Linked DNA regions of Homo sapiens: region 1 is linked to region 2. Evidence: chromatin loops called from intact Hi-C (ENCODE). Cell type or tissue: heart right ventricle. All regions are shown on one strand. Each heading gives the region's core, and the rest is flanking DNA. Links, peaks and the distances in the headings are about the cores only.

Region 1 (8,000 bases), core at 1-8,000, 290 kb before region 2:
GGACAGCAACTCTTAAAGGGAGAGGAGCTGGATTGCTTATGTGTCCATAAATGTACATTGGAGAGTACTATGGTTAGAGATGATACTACTATGCTATCCATCAAGCAGAAGCAAGCTAGTGTTAGCTGCAGTGGCAGTTGCTTCAGGATCGGGGGATAAATCTAGACATTCATTTCTTCTTCTTATGGAATTATGCCACAGTTAGAGATCACAGATAAGCTCATTTTAAATTCTGATCTGGCTTAATATACCAGCTTTTAAAAGTATTGCCTCACTGTGCAAAACTTAAGTGTGCATGCACCCTGCTGCTGCTCTCTGCTCAGAGCTTCCACACTGAGACTCCTTGCAGGGTCAAAGAATGCCTCATCTTCTATAGGAGCTTGTCTTCTGTGCAGATTATGTGACTACAATTTTCTTTAAAAAAATCAAAGCCCTCAGAAAAGGACCTGATATTTTTTCCAGGATAGCTGTTACATATTAGCGTACAAAATGCAGACACTATACCCAGCAAACGTGAGAGCAGACATTTTTCCAAATGCGTTTTCCATTCTGAGCTGACCATCTTACAATAGAAATGGATTGGACTTTGATGTCAGACAGACCTGAGTTTGAATCTTATCTTCTCCACCTACCAACCAGGTTACTTAGCTTGGTGTTATGACCTTAAAAATCTTCAGGATCTCCAATATCTTCCTCCAATATCTTCAGGATAGTAATCTTTATTATTATGAACTTATTGCAGTTAAAATGCTCAGTATAGGTCAAGTGTTTGGTCCAATAAATGGATAAGTTGGAACTCAATAATCCTTATTATAACTTCCAGAGTAGAGTGATGTTTAAAGAATTCTTTAGTAATCTTACAAAAATCAAGTGTTCATATGGGTGGTACATCAGTATGTAAGAAGTAATTACCAGAGTATTATATAGGCCATGTTAAATGACAAAAGCCTCTAGAGGATTAATAATAAACATGGATTTGATTATAGTAACTAGTGCCTAAAGCAAGATGATTGATGGACCAATATTAATCTGGAAGCAAGTTTCTAGGACCACATGCCTGTCAGTGATTTACATGAAAATACAAAATGCATGTTTATCAAATATATATATATAATTAGAGGATTGGAGAGAAAATGAATAATTTAGGTAACAGAATCAGAATCAACAAGCATCTTCGCAGGTTATAAATTGATAGGCCAAGATGAAATGCAGTGAGGATTGATGAAAGCTCTTATACTTGTTTCCAAAAGAAGGAACAAGATGGGGAAGGATGATATGCTGGTGCAGGTAACAAAGACTTAAAGATGTTGAGGACCAGTGAACTCTTTAGAAATACATAGTCTGACTTCCAAGGCTAATGGAAACACAGATTAATAAAATCATAGCATATATAATGAGAGTACTGTATTTGAGACTGGCCCCCAAACCTAAATAGGCATACAGACAAATTGGAGGCAAATAACCAAGGTAGTAAATTAATTTCACTCTATATTATATAATTGAAAGTACTAAGAATGTTTGTCCAACTGGAAACTCGATGAAGATTGGCTGTTATTTTCAACTAGTATATACAGAGAAGGGATATGCATGGTGTTTCCCAAATGGGATGGCCATACTACCATTGATACATTAATGATAATATAATTAATAATACATTAATATAAATAATGTATAACACAAACAATATATATAATTAATAATACATTAATAATATTAATATGTGTTAGAAAACCATAAAGCTAACACATCAACCTATGATTTCACAGATTTTATTGCTTAGTTGTAGATTAAAATAGGTAAAGTTATAATGAGTTGAATAAAAATATTGAGTGTATAAGTGTGTAGTAGAGCAAGTACCATAGGAGTAGTCTGGAAACACTATTCCTGGGGATGGCAAATCACATTTCCTAGTGACTCCCAGGAAGAAAATTAGAAACAATGAGGAGAAGCCACTTGAAGCAGGTTTCAGCTCAACATGCAGTGAACTTTCCAATAAGCTCACTCTAAAGATAAAATGGGCTATCTTAAGCATGAAGAAATTCTCCAACTAGGAGTATCCAAGCATAGGCTAGAGGGCATTTGGGGAAGGGAGCATTAGAGAAGATTCATCATCAAGAAAACGGTTCAAATAGGTGACTGTTAGACCTTCTTTGGTCCTGTTACCTTGTAACTGAGTTCTGTATCAAGATTCAATCCGCTCAGCGACAACACATCTTTTGGTGTTAAGGAAATCTGTTGTTTGTTTCACTTTATTTGGAAAATGTTGGGAGGAAATCAAAACTGTTTTATCAGAGATGCCCTTGGTTTCTATTAGGCTGGGGTTGGTAATGATTGCCTTCAGGGCATTAATTTCAGTTAATGGCCATGACACGCATCTCCAGCTGTGACACATTAGGTGGAACTCATCACCTCATCCATCCCCATTTAGTTTAATCTGGAAAAGAAGACCATGTTCCTCAATAATAAAATAGGGTCTGGGGAAAAGAATGAAACTACCCCTTAAAGGAGAAGGAAAATGTGAGTGTGTTCTCAGGCCACTGATTCCGTTATTATTTGTGCTTATAATTTTGAAGCCCTGGGAAAGTTACTTAATATCCCTGAACTTCATTTATGCTCATCTGTAAAATGAGAATATTGATACTGAACACCATGGTTGCTAGGAGGACAATGATAAAAAAGTACACAATGTCATAATTACCATGTAACAAGAGTTGACTAATTCATAGGTATTCCCATTCACCCCCCTTCATTTCATCATGATTATTATTTATGTAGAAAATGAAATTTAGTAATAATGTTTCTAATTAATTCTTCCACTCATTCATTCATTAAGCAGACATTTCTGAAGGTGCCTATGAAACCAGGCACTGTGCCAGGTAAGCACAGTGAGATTCTCTATTTCAGAGACTGGAGGCTATGCTTGACAGCAGTAGTGTTGGTGGGTTGTTAAGTTATAATAATACTCTACATTTACCCAGCCTTTCATATCAGAAAATGCACACATATAAAGTAATCTCACTGAAATCTCCACAATTCTGAGATGTAGCAAACTCCAGGAGGGCAGGGACTTTGTCTGTCTTATTATTATATTCCCTTTCCTTAGCACAGAGTCTGGCACATAATGGAAACCTTATATTATTTCAATGAATGAAGAAAAATTGACGAATCAATGAAATCTGAAAAGATAGTTACTGGTAGCATCATTTTACAGGGAGAGGAATAAAGTGTCATTGGCATTGATATTTATCAGCAATCACAGCAATCACTGAGTATTGCAGTAATTTCACAAACTAAACCATTTGTGGTGGAGATAGCATCTTACCCTTCAATTTTATTGTACAGGAACAGTAGAATAAGAAAAAAAGTAATACAACATAAATGTAATACATAATAGCAAGAATGATAATAACAACACAAATAAAAGCTAACATCCATAGAGTGCTTAACCTGAGGCAGGCTGTGTTCTGATAACTTGATGTGATCATGGTGAGAATGCTGTTGGATATGTTCTACAAGGCAATGTGCCCGCAACTTACTGTATCTTCATCTGCTGAAGCCTTCCTTAGAACTGAGCCTTCGTTGTCTTCTCTTCATTCCTCTTCCAGTGGTAGAAATTGTGAGCTCCTCTGGGGGGTAGGATCTTTGTCTATTTCAGATCTGTATTTCCCAGCACTGTATCATGCATATGGTAAGTGTTCAATGTGCTTTTAATGAATACACGAAAGGGTGATCTAACTGAAGGAAAGGAAATGCTCAGTGGGCCCCCGAGTCATGAGAAGATTTGAAGAAGAGGACCCTTGAACTAAGCCTCAGATATAATTGAACTTTGAAAGAAGCGGGGTCCAGGGGACTGAGGATGATGCATTAGGAGAGCAGTACGAAGGCTCTCTGTCCTGCCTGAAGATCGGGATGGGGTTGAAGTGGGGAAGAACTGGGTTGCCTCTCAGCCTCTTGAGGGATCTTCCAGTCCTTGGCACTGTTGATTAGATATTTGGTTTCAGTCACCGCTCCATTCTTTTTCCATTTTGTGCCTTGATCAGCTCTATTGGTTTACTTTAGAGTTTGATCTTTGCAAGCAGAGTGGAGCCATCGAAGCCTATGGGACAGGACTTGTTTCATCAAATGGGAAGCCGGAGGTAAGAACTTCATTTGTACTTTTTCTAGTAGCATTGCCCAAAGTACGTTCCATGAGAAGTTGTGTTAGGGGATGACATGGGGCTTGTAGAGGTAAAAAAAAAAAAAAAAAAAAAAAGTTCAGGGGTCAAATGTTTGTGGGAAGTGGATTTTTCATCACTGCATAACTTCCCAACAGCTTTCCTAAACACTGAAGCTGTAACAGGGGCTTGCAGAAGACTGTAATGATGTGTAGAGGATTCCAAACTTAGTTAACCGTGGGGCACTTTAAGAGTGGGGTGGGGGAAGGGGGGAGGGAAAGCATTAGGAGATATACCTAATGTAAATGACGAGTTAATGGGTGCAGCACACCAACATGGCACATGTATACATATGTAACAAACCTGCACGTTGTGCACATGTACCCTAGAACTTAAAGTATAAAAAAAAAAAAAAAAAAAAAAAAGAGCGCGTGCGGACGGAATCTCGTGGGATTAGTATTTCACAGAACATTATATTCTTTCTTTTGGAAGCGCTCCCTTAGATCTTTCTATTAAAGAAGTACTTTACCTTAGAGCACTTGGATATATATTAATTCATGGGCTTCCTGCAGATACAAGGATGTTTCTCTCCCTCTACCTTCTCCAGTCTTCACCATCTGCCTTTGTCATGAACAGGCTTCAATTCCCACGTCCGCCCTTTGTGCACACTAGAGGGTGGTGTTGAGCCTGTTTAGAATTTCCCGCACTTGGGACTGAGAAAAAGTATGATGAAGTTGCTCTTCCTTTTTACATAAATCAGGGAGGAATAAGTACCCCGCAGCTGTTGCTCTTACTGTGAAAACCATTGCGGGGGCAGGAGTTTGTTCAAAATTCCTAAATAACAGAAGGTCTTGAAAACCACAGACCAATGCTCCTAAGAAGTTTCTCTGTCTGTCCTTCCATGCCTGGGAGAATCAAGTCCTCATCTGGGCTCTCTAGGGGTTCGTGAGTGCACAACACTGAAAAAATAAAATACAACAAAAGTGTGTCCCTGTTTCATTGTATCTGGAATACTACTATGGTTGGAATGGAGCTGAAATATTTGACAAACTTATGTCACAGAGACACTTCTGAATAAACTCAGTCTTTCTTTAGCTATACCCAATTCTAACCTTCCTGCCTTCTACTCAGTCTTCAAGACACAGTTCAAATTTCTACTCACCTAAAAATTCAAAAGCTAAGAGAATCACCATCTCTGAACTCTTATGCTCAGCCTCGGATTACTAAAGTCTTAGAATAATCTTTAAAAGTTTTCATTTATGTTCCTTTTTTCTATCAACTCTATTGTAAGGGCTTCCAGAATAAGGGCTACATGTTACACTTGCCCATGTTGCCCAGCAAAGGATTAGAAACTTGGCAGAAGGAAACAGGTATCTACCGATTTCCTACCATGCAGCAGGCACTGTGTTGGGTACTTTCACGCCTCTGCTCAATTAAGCCTGAATTTGGCTGGCTGTAAAGCCTGTCGTCTTTTCACAAGATTGTAACCATTCAACGAGTACATTTAAAATGGCAGAATATGTTGGACAACCTCATGTCCTGGTTTGCCAAGGTCAGTCTTGGTTTATATCTGTTGTCCTGGCATAATTATTAATAGTATCTCGTGTCACTCTCAAAAGTGTTGCAGCTTGGTCTATAAGTTATATGACAACCAATCTCTGGAGCCAGACAGTTTGGGTTGGGACCTTGTTTCTACCATTCACTAAACTCTGTGATATTAAGCCAGTTACTTAACTTCTCCAGGCTTTGGTTTCCTCATGTAGACCAGGCTTTGGTTTCCTCATGTAGAGATTGAGGATGATACCTTCCTTAGTAAGGTCTGATGACGATTACACAGTAAAGTGTTTGGACAAATGGCTGGCACACTGTAAGCACTCAAACATGGCAGCTATTGTTAAAATGAGTTCTTGATCATGTGAGCAACACCAGGAAGGCACAAAGTATTGCAGTACGAAGTGACTCAGGAATGAGAGAGAAGCTAAAACCTGAGTGATGGTTTTCTTTTTTTTTTTCTTTTTTCCTTTTCCTTTTTTTTTTTTTTTTTTTTTTGAGATGGAGTTTCACTCATGTTGCCCAGGCTGGAGTGCAGTGGCGCGATCTTGGCTCACTCCACATCCTGGGTTCAAGTGATTCTCCTGCCTCAGGCTCCTGAGTAGCTGGGATTACAGGCATCTGCCACCACACCTGGCTAATTTTTGTACTTTTAGTAGAGACGGGGTTTCGCCATGTTTGGCCAGGCTGGTCTCAAACTCCTGACCTCAGGTGATCCACACCGGTCTCGGCCTCCCAAAGTGCTGAGGTTACAGGCATGAGCCACCGCACCCAGCCCTGAGTGCTGGTTTTAAGGAGAAAGCAAACATCATAGGTAACAAGTAGTGAGTAATGGGTCTACAGCCATGGTTCTCAACGTGCCAACACTGGACCAGCAGCTTCAGCAGCTGGGAGTCTGTAAGAAGCGCAGATTCTCAAGTCCTAACTCAGACATTGTGAATCGCAAACTTTGCGGGTAGGACCCAACAAGCTGTGTTTTAACTAAGCCCTCCAAGTGACTGTGATGCACACTAAGCTTTGAGAACCTTAGTGATTCTTAGAACAAGGGGAGCTGTGGGGTTTTCCTGGAAAGCAGAGGGATCAGCTGGGAAGCTCCAACCAGCAACAGAACAACCTGTTTAACCAGGGGGCTTCAGGATCGCCGTATGCCAGCACTCTCGTGTGGAAAGCAACCTTAGGGAGCCTTAGTCTGGAGATTGCAAATGTGGACTCAACAGCTAAAATATGCCCCACATGTGTAATTTTATTTGGCCCGTTAAAAAGAAATTAGCCAGAGAATAAAAAAAAAAAAATTGGGAAATGTTACATAGAAATTCTGATTTCTAGCTTCCCTAAAAATTTCAGAAGATTTGGCATCTCTGGGCCCCATTCCCATCTGGCCACAATTGACTGCACTGGAGGAGCAGCTGCCTGCTTGAAGCTTGCAGCTTCCAGTTCCCCTAATTCCCATCAGGCCAGCGTCATTCCTGTCTAGATGTCACCTGTCCTGTCCTTGTTCCTACTTGTGACTTCAATGCTGCCCCCTGCTTTAAGATGAGAAAGGCCTGGAGAGTTTAAGTGATTTGTGTAAGGTGTGTGGCCCAGGCTTTTGACATTACCCTGTGTGTTGCGGGAGGGGAGTCTCTGATCTTCTGAGCCAGGTCTTGAAGGAGAAAGAATCTGGGAAGCCAGAAGGCTGGTCTTGCTGAGGTTCTTAAACTTTACTATATTTCGCAATCCTGGGTCAAGGATTAAAACTGCATATTTTCAAAATTGCCCCCACCTCCAGTCCCCAGTCTGGTTTAGGGGTTGGAGAACCGAGCCCAGGAATCTGCATGTTAAAAAAAATCCCTTTTTTCCCTTTCTCTACCCCAACTCCATGACTCTGAAGCAGATGGTCCAGAAAACACACTTTGGGAAACACTGGGCTATTTGGAATACATTCCAGGGGGAATCTGTACTCAGATGAGTGGAGAGTGGGCCAAGCAGAGCATGAAACCCTGTCTCAGGCTATGCCCAGAGAAGGGAGCCAAAGGCACTGGGGGAAGATGGGCAAAAGACTTAAGTGTGGTAGGACCAGATTAAGTTGGGGTATAACAGCCTGAGAAAGTTCTAACACATAAATGTAAATGTCCCTGAGCCAGACCATGTAGTCTTTGATAGGAAGGACAGGAGTGATGGTGGCAGAAAAACAATTAGGGAAGAGATTTCATGGCAAGGCAGGAGGCAAAGAGTTATTAGGACTGAAGGTGAGACCAGAAATTCTAGTTTTGTGCCTCTTGGAAAGAAGACAGAGATTACATAAGTACCCATCAG
Region 2 (12,938 bases), core at 4,939-12,938:
CTGCTAAGGGACAGACTGCCTCCTCAAGTTGGTCCCTGACTTCTGTGTCTCCTGACAGGGAGACACCTCACAGCAGGGGTCGACAGACATCTCATACGGGAGAGCTCTGGCTGGCATTTGGCGGGTGCCCCTCTGGGACAAAGCTTCCAGAGAAAGGAGTAGACAGAAATCTTTGCTGTTATGCAGCCTCTGCTTGCGATACCCAGGCAAACAGGATCTGGAGTGAACCCCCTGCAAACTCCAGCAGACCTGCAGAAGAGGGGCCTGACTGTTAGAAGGAAAACTTACAAATAGAAAGCAATAGCATCAACATCAACAAAAATCTCCATCCGAAGATCACCAACAGCAAAGACCAAAGGTAGATAAATCCACGAAGATGAGGAAAAACCAGCACAAAAAGGCTGAAAATTCCAAAAACCAGAATGCCTCTTCTCCTCCAAAGGATCACAACTCCTCACCAGCAAGGGAACAAAACTGGACATAGAATGAGTTTGATGAATTGACAGAGTAGGCTTCAGAAGGTGGGTAATAACAAACACCTCCAAGCTAAAGGAGCATGTTCTAACCCAATGCAAGGAAGCTAAGAACCTTGATAAAAGGTTACAGGAATTGCTAACTACAATAACCACTTAAGAGACTAACATAAATGACCTGATGGAGCTGAAAAAAAGAGCTTGAGAACTTTGTGAAGCATACACAAGTATCAATAGTCAAATCGATCAAGTGGAAGAATGGATATCAGAGATTGAAGATCAACTTAATGAAATAAAGCAGGAAGACAAGATTAGAGAAAAAAGAATAAAAAGGAATGAACAAAGCCTCCAAGAAATATGGGACTGTGTGAAAAAGACCAAACCTACATTTGAATGGTGTATCTGAAAGTGACAGGGAGAATGGAAGCAAGTTGGAAAACACACTTGAGGATATTATCCAGGAGAACTTCCCCAACCTAGCAAGACAGGCAAACACTCAAATTCAGGAAATACAGAGAACACCACAAAGATACTTCTCGAGAAGAGCAACCCCAAGATACATAATTGTCAGATTCACCAAGGTTGAAATGCAGGAAAAAATGTTAAGGGCAGACAGAGAGAAAGGTTGGGTTACCCACAAAGGGGAGCCCATCAGACTAAGACCAGATCTCTTTGCAGAAAACCTACAAGCCAGAAGAAAGTGGGGGCCAATATTCAACATTCTGAAAAAAAAAGAATTTTCAACCCAGAATTTCATATCCAGCCAAACTAAGCTTCATAAGTGAAGGAGAAATAAAATCCTTTACAGACAAGCAAATGCTAAGGGATTTTGTCGCCAGCAGGCCTGCCTTATAAGAACTCCTGAAGGAAGCACTAAATGTGTAAAGGAAAAACTGGTACCTTAAAGATCATCAACACTATGAAGAAACTGCACCAGCTAATGGGCAAAATAAGCAGCTAACATCATAATGATAGGTTCAAATTCACACATAACAATATTAACCTTATATGTAAATGGGCTAAATGCCCCAATTAAAAGGCACAGACTGGCAAATTGGATAAAGAGTCAAGACCCACCAGTGTGCTGTATTCAGGAGACCAATCTCACATGCAAACACACACAGGCTCAAAATAAAGGGATGGAGGAAGATTTACCAAGCAAATGGAAAGCAAAAAAAAAGCAGAGGTTGCAATCCTAGTCTCTGATAAAACAGACTTTAAACCAACAAAGATCAAAAAAGACAAAGGGTATTACATAATGGTAAAGGGATCAATGCAACAAGAAGAACTAACTATCCTAAATACACCACACAATAATAGTAGGAGAGTTTAACTCCCCACTGTGAATATTAGACAAATCAGTGAGACAGAAAATTAGCAAGGATATTCAGGACTTGAACTCAGCTCTGGACCAAGTGGACCTAATAGACATCTACAGAACTCTCCACCCCAAATCAACAGAATATACATTCTTCTCAGCACCACATCACACTTATTCTAAAACTGACCACATAATTGGAAGTAAAACACTCCTCAGCAAATGCAAAAGAATAGAAATCATAACAAACAGTCTCTCGGACCACAGTGCAATCAAATTAGAACTCAGGATCAAGAAACTCACTCAAAACTTCACAACTACATAAAAACTGAACAACCTACTCCTTAATGAATACTGGGTAAATAACAAAATGAAGGCAGAAATAAATAAGTTCTTTGAAACCAATGAGAGCAAAGACACAATGTACCAGAATCTCTGGGACACAGCTAAAGCAAGGTTTCGAGGGAAATTTATAGCACTAAATGCCCACAGGAAAGAGGAGAAAAGATCAAAAATTGACACCCTAATATCAAAATTAAAAGAACTAGAGAAGCAAGAGCAAACAAATTCAAAAGCTAGCAGAAGACACGAAATAACTAAGATCAGAGCAGAACTGAAAGACATAGAGACACGAAAAACCCATCAAAAAAATCAATGAATCCAGGAGCTGGTTTTTTGAAAGATTAACAAAATAGATAGACTGTTAGCCAGACTAATAAGGAAGAAAAGAGAGAAGAATCAAATAGACACAATAAACAATAATAAAGGGGATATCACCACTGATCCTACAGAAATACAAACTACCATCAGATAATGCTATAAACATCTCTATGCAAACAAACTAGAAAATCTAGAAGAAATGGATAAATTGCTGGACACATACACCCTGCCAAGACTAAACCAGGAAGAAGTCGAATCCCTGAATAAACCAATAACAAGTACTGAAATTGAGGCAGTAATTAATAGCCTACCAACTAAAAAAATCTCAGGACCAGATGGATTCACAGCCAAATTCTTCCAGAGGTACAAAGAGGAGCTGGTACCATTCCTTCTGAAACTATACCAAACAAGAGAAAAAGAGGGACTCCTCCCTAACTCATTTTATGAAGCCAGCATCATTCTGATACCAAAACCTGGCACAGACACAACAAAAAAAGAAAATTTCAGGCCAATATCCCTGATGAACGTCAATGCAAAAATCCTCAATAAAATACTAGCAAACCGAATCCAGCAGCACATCAAAAAGCTTATCCATGATGACCAAGTCAGCTTCATCCCTGGGATGCAAGGCTGGTTCAGCATATGCAAACCAATAAACATAATCCATCACATAAACAGAACCGATGACAAAAACCACATGATTATCTCAAGAGATGCAGAAAAGTCCTTCAATAAAATTCAACAGCCCTTCATGCTAAAAACTCTCAATAAACTAGGTATCAGTGGAACATATCTCAAAATAGTAAGTGCTAATTATGACAAACCCACAGCCAATATCATACTGAATGGGCAAAAGCTGGAAGCATTCCCTCTGAAAACCAGCACAAGACAAATATGCCCTCTCTCAGCACTCCTATCCAACACATTATTGGACATTCTGGCCAGGGCAATCAAGCAAGAGAAAGAAACAAAGCATATTCAAATGGGAAGAGAGGAAGTCAAATTGTTTGTAGATGACATGATTGTGTATTAAGAAAACCCCATCATCTCAGCCCCAAATCTCCTTAAGCTGATAAGCAACTTCAGCAAAGTCTCAGGATACAAAGTCAATGTGCAAAATTCACAAGCATTCCTATACACCAATAACAGACAAACAGAGAGCCAAATCATGAGTGAACTCCCATTAGCAATTGCTACAAAGAGAATAAAATACCTAGAAATACAACTAACAAGGGATGTGAAGGACCTCTTCAAGGAGAACTACAAACCACTGCTCAAGGAAATCAGAGAGGACACAAACAAATGAAAAAATATTCTATGCTCATGGATAGGAAGAATCAATATTGTGAAAATGGTCATACTGCCCATAGTAATTTATAGATTCAATGCTATTCCCATCAAGGTACCATTGACTTTCTTCACAGAATTAGAAAAAAAAAAACTACTTTAAATTTCATATGGAACCAAAAAAATGCCCGTGTAGCCAAGACAATCCTAAGCAAAAGGAACAAAGTGGAGGCATCATGCTACCTGACTTTAAACTACACTACAAGGCTACAGTAACCAAAACAGCATGGTACTGGTACCAAAACCGATAAATAGTCCAATGGAACAGAACAGAGGCCTCAGAAATAGTGCCACACATCTACAACCATCTGATCTTTGACAAACCTGCAATGGAGGTTTTTGTCCTGACAAAAACAAGCAATGGAGAAAGGGTTCCCTATTTAATAAATGGTGCTGGGAAAACTGGCTAGCCATATGCAGGAAACTGAAACTGGACCCCTTCCTTATACCTTATACAAAAATTAACTCAAGATGAATTAACAACTTAAATGGAAGACTTAAAACCATAAAAATCTTAGAAGAAAACCTAGGCAATACTATTCAGGACATAGGCATAGGCAAACACTCCATAACTAAAACACCAAAAGCAATTGCAACAAAAGCCAAGATTGACAAATGGGATCTAATTAAACTAAAGAGTTTCTGCACAGCAAAAGAAACTATCATCAGAGTGAACAGGCAACCTACAGAATGGGAGAAGATTTTTGCAACGTATCCATCTGACAAAGGGCTAATATCCAGAATCTACAAAGAACTTAAACAAATTTACAAGAAAAAAACAAACAACCCCATCAAAAAGTGGGCAAAGGATATGAACAGACACTTTTCAAAAGAAGACATTTATGTGGCCAAAAAATATATGAAAAAAGCTCTTCATCACTGGTCATTAGAGAAATGCAAATCAAAACCACAATGAGATACCATCTCATGCCAGTTAGAATGGCGATCATTAAAAAGCCAGGAAACAACAGATGCTGAAGAGGATTTGGAGAAATAGAGGAAATGCTTTTACACTGTTGATGGGAGTGTAAATTAGTTCAACCATTGTGGAAGACAGTGTGGCAATTCTTCAAGGATCTAGAACCAGAAATACAATTTGACCCAGCAATCCCATTACTGGGTATATACCCAAAGGATTATAAATCATGCTACTATAAAGACACATGCACACGTATGTTTATTGTGGCAGTATTCACAATAGCAAAGACTTGGAACCAACCCAAATACCCATCAATGATAGACTGGATAAAGAAAATATGGCACATACATACCATAGAATACTATGCAGCCATAAAAAAGAATGAGTTCATGTTCTTTGCAGGGACATCATTCTCCGCAAACTAACACAGGAACAGAAAACCAAATGTCGCATGTTCTCACTTATATGTGGGAGTTGAACAATGAGAACACATGGGCACAGGGATGGGAACATCACACACCAGGGCCTTTCTGGCGTGGGAGGCTAGGGGAGGGATAGCATTAGGAGAAATACTTAATATAGATGACAGGTTGATGGGTGCAGCAAACCACCATGGCACATGTATACCTATGTAACAAACCTGCACCGTCCACACATGTATTCCAGAACTTAAAGTATAATTTAAAAAATACACATCCACATAAACACACATGTATATGCTACATTTTCAGTCAACACTAAGAACAGATGGTACAAAGAGCACCTATCAATCATGTTTCCAATCATTGTTTTGGGAGACTTTTCCTGACTGTAAAATACCTGCTTAAGGTAAAAAAAAAAAATGCAAAAAAGTATTAGAGGTGCTAAAAATCACTTGCCTCATGCTACACAAAGGTTCATAGTCCCACATAGGGTCAGGCACAGAGTCAGTCTCTAGAGGCATAAACATGTTGTAAAAGCTCTCTCTCATTGTTGCTAAAGGGCAGGAAATCATCCCAACTCAAATATCACCTTAGGCTTGAAACTTCTCTCCATTGGTCTAAACAGCTAACTTTCTTATGAGGGAATGAGTGTACTTCTTATTATCTAGAGAAACTAAGCACAGGTGCCTATTTTTGTATTTGTTTGCATGTGTTTGAGTGCTGTGTGCGTTCTAGAATAAGACAAAAAAAAACCCACTGTTTATTTTCTTGTTGCCAATGAGTGTCATCTTCATACAATATTAATGACACAGCCAAGTCAAGTGGTCACAACTTCTCTTTGGAAATGATCAAGAAACAGTAAGTGCAGGAGCCACAGGTGAAAGAAAAATGAGTAAGAAAACTTAGAATTGGAAAATATAATTTATTAACTTGGGTTTTCTTTTTTGCCACTTGGAAAATAGTATTATTACTACTCAGTTTTAGTGAGGGAGGACCAGTGAGCGCACCTTTTGAGAGGCACTGATACGATGGTTAATTTTATGTGTCCACTTAGCTAGGCCACAGTACCCAAATACTTTGTCAAGCATCATTGTACATGTCTCTGTGACTTTTTAAGGTGAGATTAACATGTAAGTCAGTAGACTTTGAGCAAAGGAGATTACCTCCATAATGCGAGTGGTCTCATCTAATCAGTTGAAGGCCTTAATAAAAAGAGACTGACCTCTTCCTCAGAAGAAGAAATTCTGCTAGCAGACTGCCTTTGCTCCCCTCCCTGGTTCTCCAGCCTGCTGGTCTACCCTGCAGACTTTGACTTTCCAAGCTGCCACAATCATGTGAGCCAATTCCCTAAAATAAACCTCTCTATATATACTTGTATACATCCTGTTGATTTTGGTTCTCTGGAGAACCATGACTAATACAACTGGGCTTAACATTTTATCTGGAGCTCCGAAAGAAGCTGAGGTCTTCACCAAGGTATTATGAAAGGAGCAAAGGGTGTCCTAAGAATATCTGAGTGTCTGCAAGGTGTTTAACTCGTGTTAAAGGGTTTGTGCTGGGCAGAGGACAAGGTACTTTTTTTTTTTTTTTTTTTTTTTGAGATGGAGTTTTTCTCTCGTTGCCCAGGCTGGAGCACAATGGCACGATCTTGGCTCACCACAACCTCTGCCTCCTGGGTTCAAGCGATTCTCCTGCCTCAGCCTCCCGAGTAGCTGGGATTACAGGCACCCGCCACCACACCCCGCTAATTCTTTTTGTATTTTTAGTAGAGATGGGGTTTCACCATGTTGGTCAGGCTGGTCTTGAACTCCCGACCTCAGGTGATCCGCCCGCTTCTGCCTCCCAAAGCACTGGGATTACAGGCTTGAGCCACAGCACCCAGACAGGACAAGATACTATTTTGAAGGGTATGTGCTTCCCAGGTAGAGCATTACAAAGGGCTCTTCTGGATGCAGCATCCCCGCTGCAATTGAGTGTCCTAACTTCTGTTTATAAAGGGGACCCCAACAGGAAGCACCCTGAGAAGTTTCCCCAGTTAGCCACCTTGAGGTAAAAGATTGAGTCTGGGGCTCCATGCCCTGCTTTCACGGAGCATAATAAAACTTCCTTAATCAGCCCACATGAAGTATGTGATGCTCTGATGAACCTGCATTCCTAGAGAGTTCACTGCTCCCCAGAAACAAGATCTTGCCTCAACTCTTACAGTGAAAAATCTTTATCAAGTGTAATCATTAAAATCTACCTCCCAAAGTATAAACACTGCAATTAAGCTTTACAAATGGAATATCTGGAAAGGTGAATAGATGATCAATAGGTACCTCAGTTCTTACCCAGGCCTGCCTCTTGTGGGCCTAGGCTCTGATGTAACCCACGTCTGCTATTACATATTTACCTTGAGGCACTGTGCCATTCCCAGAGTTAATCACAGACTTAGTTACACACAAATCTTTGTGTACAAGGGAACATGAGGAAATTAAGACTGTTTTCAAGTCATCCAACTGTGTGAAGGAGGCTACTGACGGGGAGTGGGAGGTAAAAGGGTTCCACAGGTAGGACTCTGAGCTCACAGCCACAGCCTCATCTCCCACATCCCCCCATCACTGTGAACTTTCTCATGCCTACGTAAGTTTGCTCATGCTGTTCCCTCTGCCTGGAATAGCCTTTATCATTGTTTTTCCATCTTGGTGGTGAATTCATGCTTCAAGGCCTAACTCAGATGCTTTTCTGTCTGCCAACCCCTCTTCAACATTTCCAGTCTCTATGAAAGACTGAAGTGAAAAATGAGTGAGCTTAATGGAGATCAAAATTATCTAGAAATGTAATTAATGCATTTATATGGTGGCATCTTTTTATGTAGAGGGTCTTTGTTCCCTGTCTTTATGTTGTGGCTATGTATTTGTTTTTCTAACACAATGACATGTTATTGTAGTGATTTCCAAACATCAGGGTTTCAAACACCACCTACAATTGTGTGTCATAACGGTCGGCCACCTGTCAAATTATTTACTTACTTTAAATATATATGTTTTTCTTGACTTGATGTTCTTAAGACTTATATACATACATTTTAAAACTAAACTTTAAAATATCTTTTTTAAATATAGCATCATTTGCCTTAAATAGAAGTTTTGCTTAAAAGCAAATTCCATAAAAACAAAATAGGAACTTCTGTCTGGAAAGATTTTGGACTTGAGATTCACTTTTTGGTTGTTAAAACGAGAGGTTTTTGCAACACAAAGGATAAATGTTTGAGGGGATGGATACCCAATTCTCCATGATGTGTTTATTTCACATTTCATGCCTGTATCAAAATATCTCACGTGTCCCATAAATATATATACCTACTACATACCCACAAAAATTAAAAATTAAATTAAAAAATAAAATAAAGAGAGACTAATGAGTGCTAGGGAAGCACTGAAGACAGACTAGCGCCAAACTGAGACTTTCTCCTTTGGAGATTCAGGATCAGAAAGGGAATTGTAAATGGAATCATCTCTATACTTAAGTGATTCTTTAACGCCACGTCTTTGACCAGGGGTGTTATAACCCACATTTTGAAAACTAACATGATAGAAATACTGCAGAACAGACAAGGAGACTGGGTTTGAATTCTATTTTGTGAGCACCTAAATTTGTCTTGCTTCTCGAGAAGTCATTTTTCTATCCTCCAACAGCCCCTCTTCCTGGTCTTATTTTTCTTATAAAATGAGGAGGTTGGTTATTTTACTCTTAAAGAGTTTGTGCAATTTTTATATTTTACCTTTATCATCATTTGTTTTCCAGACTTGCATTCATTCAACAAAATGTTTTGAGCTCATGCACCCGGAGTTAAGTGCTGGGAATATGGCCATGAGGAATCCATCCATGCCCTGATGAAGTTTATGATCTTTCTTTCCCCCTTATCAATCTTCCCCTTTTTAAACTACAGTGAGTTGAACATCTATCTTACTTATTTCAAAAGACTTAATAAAACTAAAGATAAGTGTAGCTTAAAATGTATTTAAATCCAGAGCTTTCAAAAAAAAAACCCACTCCTGCCAGAACGCATCCACGGTCAAGAGTGCAGTGGCAGTTTCTCAGAAGTCCACTAGAGGGCGCGCACATTTTTTTATTCCCCAAGAAAGCATTTATGTGGGTCCTGCCCCTGAAGTTTGGCGTTGGTGTCTCTTTTCCCCACATTTTATGCAACGTGGGGCAAGCGTGACGAGTCCTCAAGTTCTCTCACTCCACCAACCCATCCTTACCCCATGCCGTGACTTCTCCTCTGCCATAACGAAGAATTACTTTGCTCACACAACCACAACAGTTTCGTTTCTGTTTCCAGTATTTGCCCTTTTGACATTTTAGAAGAAATAAGATCCAAGTTTGATGTTGAAAAGAAAGCATTGATTTCTTTAGTGAGAGGATTTCTCCTCCCTATTTCTGTTTTCCCTAGTCGTGGGCGAAACACTTCTTTAAGGAGTTAGAGCAGCTCCTTTGAGCAAATCTTCCTGGGGAATCACAGGAATCTTTCTGAGCAGATGTTTTGGAGCTGACATTAGGCCCCTTGCTCGGCAGCATGTTGAGTTTTTGAGGCCCTGTCTTTCCTCTGAGTTTTATATTCTGAATTGACAAGTTCTTGACCTCCAACATTAGTTTGAGCAACCCATGACCAACCCTCCTCACAAACCATGATCCAAAAGAAACATCCAATAGTTTCCCCCAAGTTCTTTGCCTGGTGGTTGCCCTAGAACCTTAAGCCTCACCCTTTATTTGATTCCAAAATTCCCTTACCTCCAAATGTCCATTCTGAGCTTTCCTTGGGAGTAAGCAAAGACATTCATGAAATAAATTGTAAATATGCCCTATTGTACATGGATATGAAATTACCTTTTGGATGAACGCCTCTCCAGTTAACACAGGAAAGACTGGGAACATGGCTTGAGAAGAAAAAAAAAGTTGGGGGGAAGACAGGGAGGGCCTCCTTGCCCACCCCACCCCTGCTTTCTGTGTACCTTAGCCAGCTCACCCTTTAAGGAAATGAACAATTTTTTCTGTGTGTGTGCGAAAGGTGTCAGAAGTTTTCTGAGGCTGTAGCTTTATGCAAATATGCTACTCAAGAAGAAGGCTTTAGGGGAGAGTTATTTATATCCCACAGGCATTACACATGCAAAAGGTGAAACTGTGAATCTCTGAATTTCCAGGAGTGGATGTTCTTATGATAAGCACATCCTTGCGGTTAGCTATTTTGGTGGCCATATCTCACTGTCAGATTTTTGCAGGCAGGAGACTACATAATCATTCCATACTTTTATAATGACCCTAGATGTTTCTCTCCAATGGGACTTCATAACCTGAACTCCTCTTGGGCTTTAGATTTACTACTACCTTGGATTTGTAGTAATAGGTGCATTCATTTCTTTTACTCCTAAACAGGTACATCACTTAGCCATTAAAAAGTAATCTGGTGGCATGTTTATTGCTCTTTCATTTTCATATTGACTCCTGGAATTAGCCAAGAAAATGACCTTTTCTCTAGGAATTATTGCCCTGATCCATTGCTGGCTCACCCTGTCCAAAAATATAGACCATTCTCCAAATTGAAATATACATTAATCACCTCAGGAAATTGCTTCCCCCATTGGAAACTGATAGCTCTCATTGGAATGTTTCCAAAGCACAGCTGATGACAATTACGACTCACTGAAATTTCAGTTTTCTTTGATTGTGACATAAAAACTAGGACATAAATTAAAACCTAATTATCCTTTAAGGGTAATTGGGGTTACAAAACCGAGAGACTGTGAGTCAGTGTGTCAATATCGCTGGAGTACAGCATCTGTCCCCAAAACAGCCTTTCATATGAAATGCTTGTGGATAAGGTTATATCTGTGCACCGAGCATGCCAAGAGAGAACATCAAAATGGGTGATAGACTTGGAGACATATAGTTAGCTTCTAGGACATCTTGGAACAATTAAAGTATGCTAAAACTGCAGTGGGAAGGGGTTAAACAAAGTCCTGGCCTTCACCTGTAATGGTGTCCAATGTTGGAACAAGAACTTAGCACCAAGACTCCAGCCAGTATCTGACTCTCCAAACTTGGTTAAAGAGGTTTTTTCTCATCTGGAAGACAGGTGAGATCAGCTCTATTGTTTTATACAATCTACATCCTCAAAGTCTGTAAGAGAATAGACATTTTTCAGAAAGGGTGTGATCCACAAAAACTGCAGAAAAGAAAAAGATTTGTCACAAATCAAGTGTACAAAGAGAGCTTATTAAAGGAAGCCACGGATTATTATTAAATGCAGGGATTACTCACACATCTGCACATGTGGATAATCCCTGCATTAAGAATAATCCAGGGCCACCTACTAGGCCACCTCTTGATGATACCTCTTAGTGTGCTCTTTGGGTCAAATCCCACCCACTGAAATTTCCCAACATGGTACCCCAAAGCCTCTCATGACACAATCTGCCTCCCTCATTTTGGATTTTCCAAAAGATTTTACTCCCCTGTCTTCCCAGAGAATGTGTCACTCCCTCTCATTGTGCACTGTTCATGTTTTTAAAAGAGCACATGCCCATCATATGACTGTGAAGTTTTCCTCTTTGTCTCTGACATTCAGCTGAAAGCCCCTGAAGGGACTTGACCATATCTTATTCCTCTTTGTTTTCCTAGGGATGTTGTAGTTGGGCACATAGTAGAGCTCACAAAATGTTGCTGAACATAGTGCACCATTGACACAACATAATTCCAGATTTCTAACTTTGATTTCTGAAAGGTAAACATTGCTACAATGTATTAACCACACAGAAGACTCAAACAAACCCAACCCCCTTCCAAACAAAGCAGGTTTGTTTGTTTTTTGTTAGGGCACCCACTTCTACAAACAAATTTCTGGCCCCAGGATAACACAAAGAGCCAGAGTAGGATTTCAAGCAGAACTGTGTTTTCAGTTGATGTGTCAGTCCCCTGAGAGTCATGTGGAAAAAAAAAAAAAGAAAAAATTCAAGGTCCAGGTTATTTCCACCACTCCTGGGAAACCAGGCCTGGAGAGCTCTCTAGGGAAAGAGGTATGTCTGCTCTGGGCTTTTGCAACCTTATTTTATAATTCACTTTCTTATCTACTGCTTCACAAAACCAAAGGGAAATAGGTACAAACTGTATCGACAAAAGATCAGAACTGAATTCTCAATGGCAAAGGCAAGTGTACATTATAAATAGCAAAACAGCTGGCTTGGACCATGTTGCCGGCCAGTCACCCAGTTGAGGGATTTGAATGACATCATAACCCTCGAGAGGGTATTGCTAGCCAGCTGGTGTTATTTAGAATACACAAAAATCAGAGAAAGAAAACACACTCTGGCACACAGACTCCCTCTGTCATACACACACACACACACACACACACACACACACACACACACAGGTTTGAGTTATATGGAAAATTCAAACAACAGGAAAATTGTTTGCCCCCCAGGTACCCTTCTCCCAGAGTGGTGGGGTGGGGAGGGGACAGTGACAGGCAGCCTAGTAGAAGAATAAAGAAAAATGTTCTATTTCAGTTGGGTTTTACAGCTCGGCATAGTCTTTGCCTCATCGCAGGAGAAAAAGTATGAGACAGTGCCCTAAAGGGACCAATCCAATGCTGCCTGCCCCTCCATAGGTTCTAGGAAATGAGATCACACCTCTCACTTGGCAACTGGGACAAGGGGTCACCCGAGTGCTGTCTTCCAATCTACTTTACCCCAGTCACTTCAGGGTTAAAATTGTAGAGTTTGCTGGAGAGGGTCTTATCGTCCTTTCTTTCTTTT

What was found. Peaks named below come from ENCODE experiments on the same cell type or tissue, not always from the same donor. Only the 100,000 strongest peaks of a DNase experiment are listed, where the experiment ranks them.
Region 1: it touches region 2 in a loop (5-fold over the local background); 6 of 110 quality-filtered maps call a loop at or near these places.

The regions. Positions count from the first base shown.
Region 1 is chr12:102,766,581-102,774,580 of GRCh38, reverse strand. No RefSeq gene overlaps it. Among named protein-coding and RNA genes, the nearest start is that of LINC00485, 54 kb to the left of the region's middle. In heart right ventricle, for the core only: a CTCF peak has its summit at 4,827 (motif pointing right); a DNase peak (open chromatin) is centred at 4,830.
Region 2 is chr12:102,480,962-102,493,899 of GRCh38, reverse strand. LINC02456 (long intergenic non-protein coding RNA 2456) reads right to left here. Exons shown (of 13, transcript XR_007063427.1): 11 at 10,012-12,938. It also overlaps a transcript of IGF1 not described here. Among named protein-coding and RNA genes, the nearest start is that of IGF1, 6.9 kb to the right of the region's middle. RefSeq lists enhancers at 9,456-9,515, 10,048-10,107. In heart right ventricle, for the core only: CTCF peaks have their summits at 9,026 and 9,226 (motif pointing right); a DNase peak (open chromatin) is centred at 9,279; H3K4me3 peaks cover 571 bases; H3K27ac peaks cover 2,263 bases.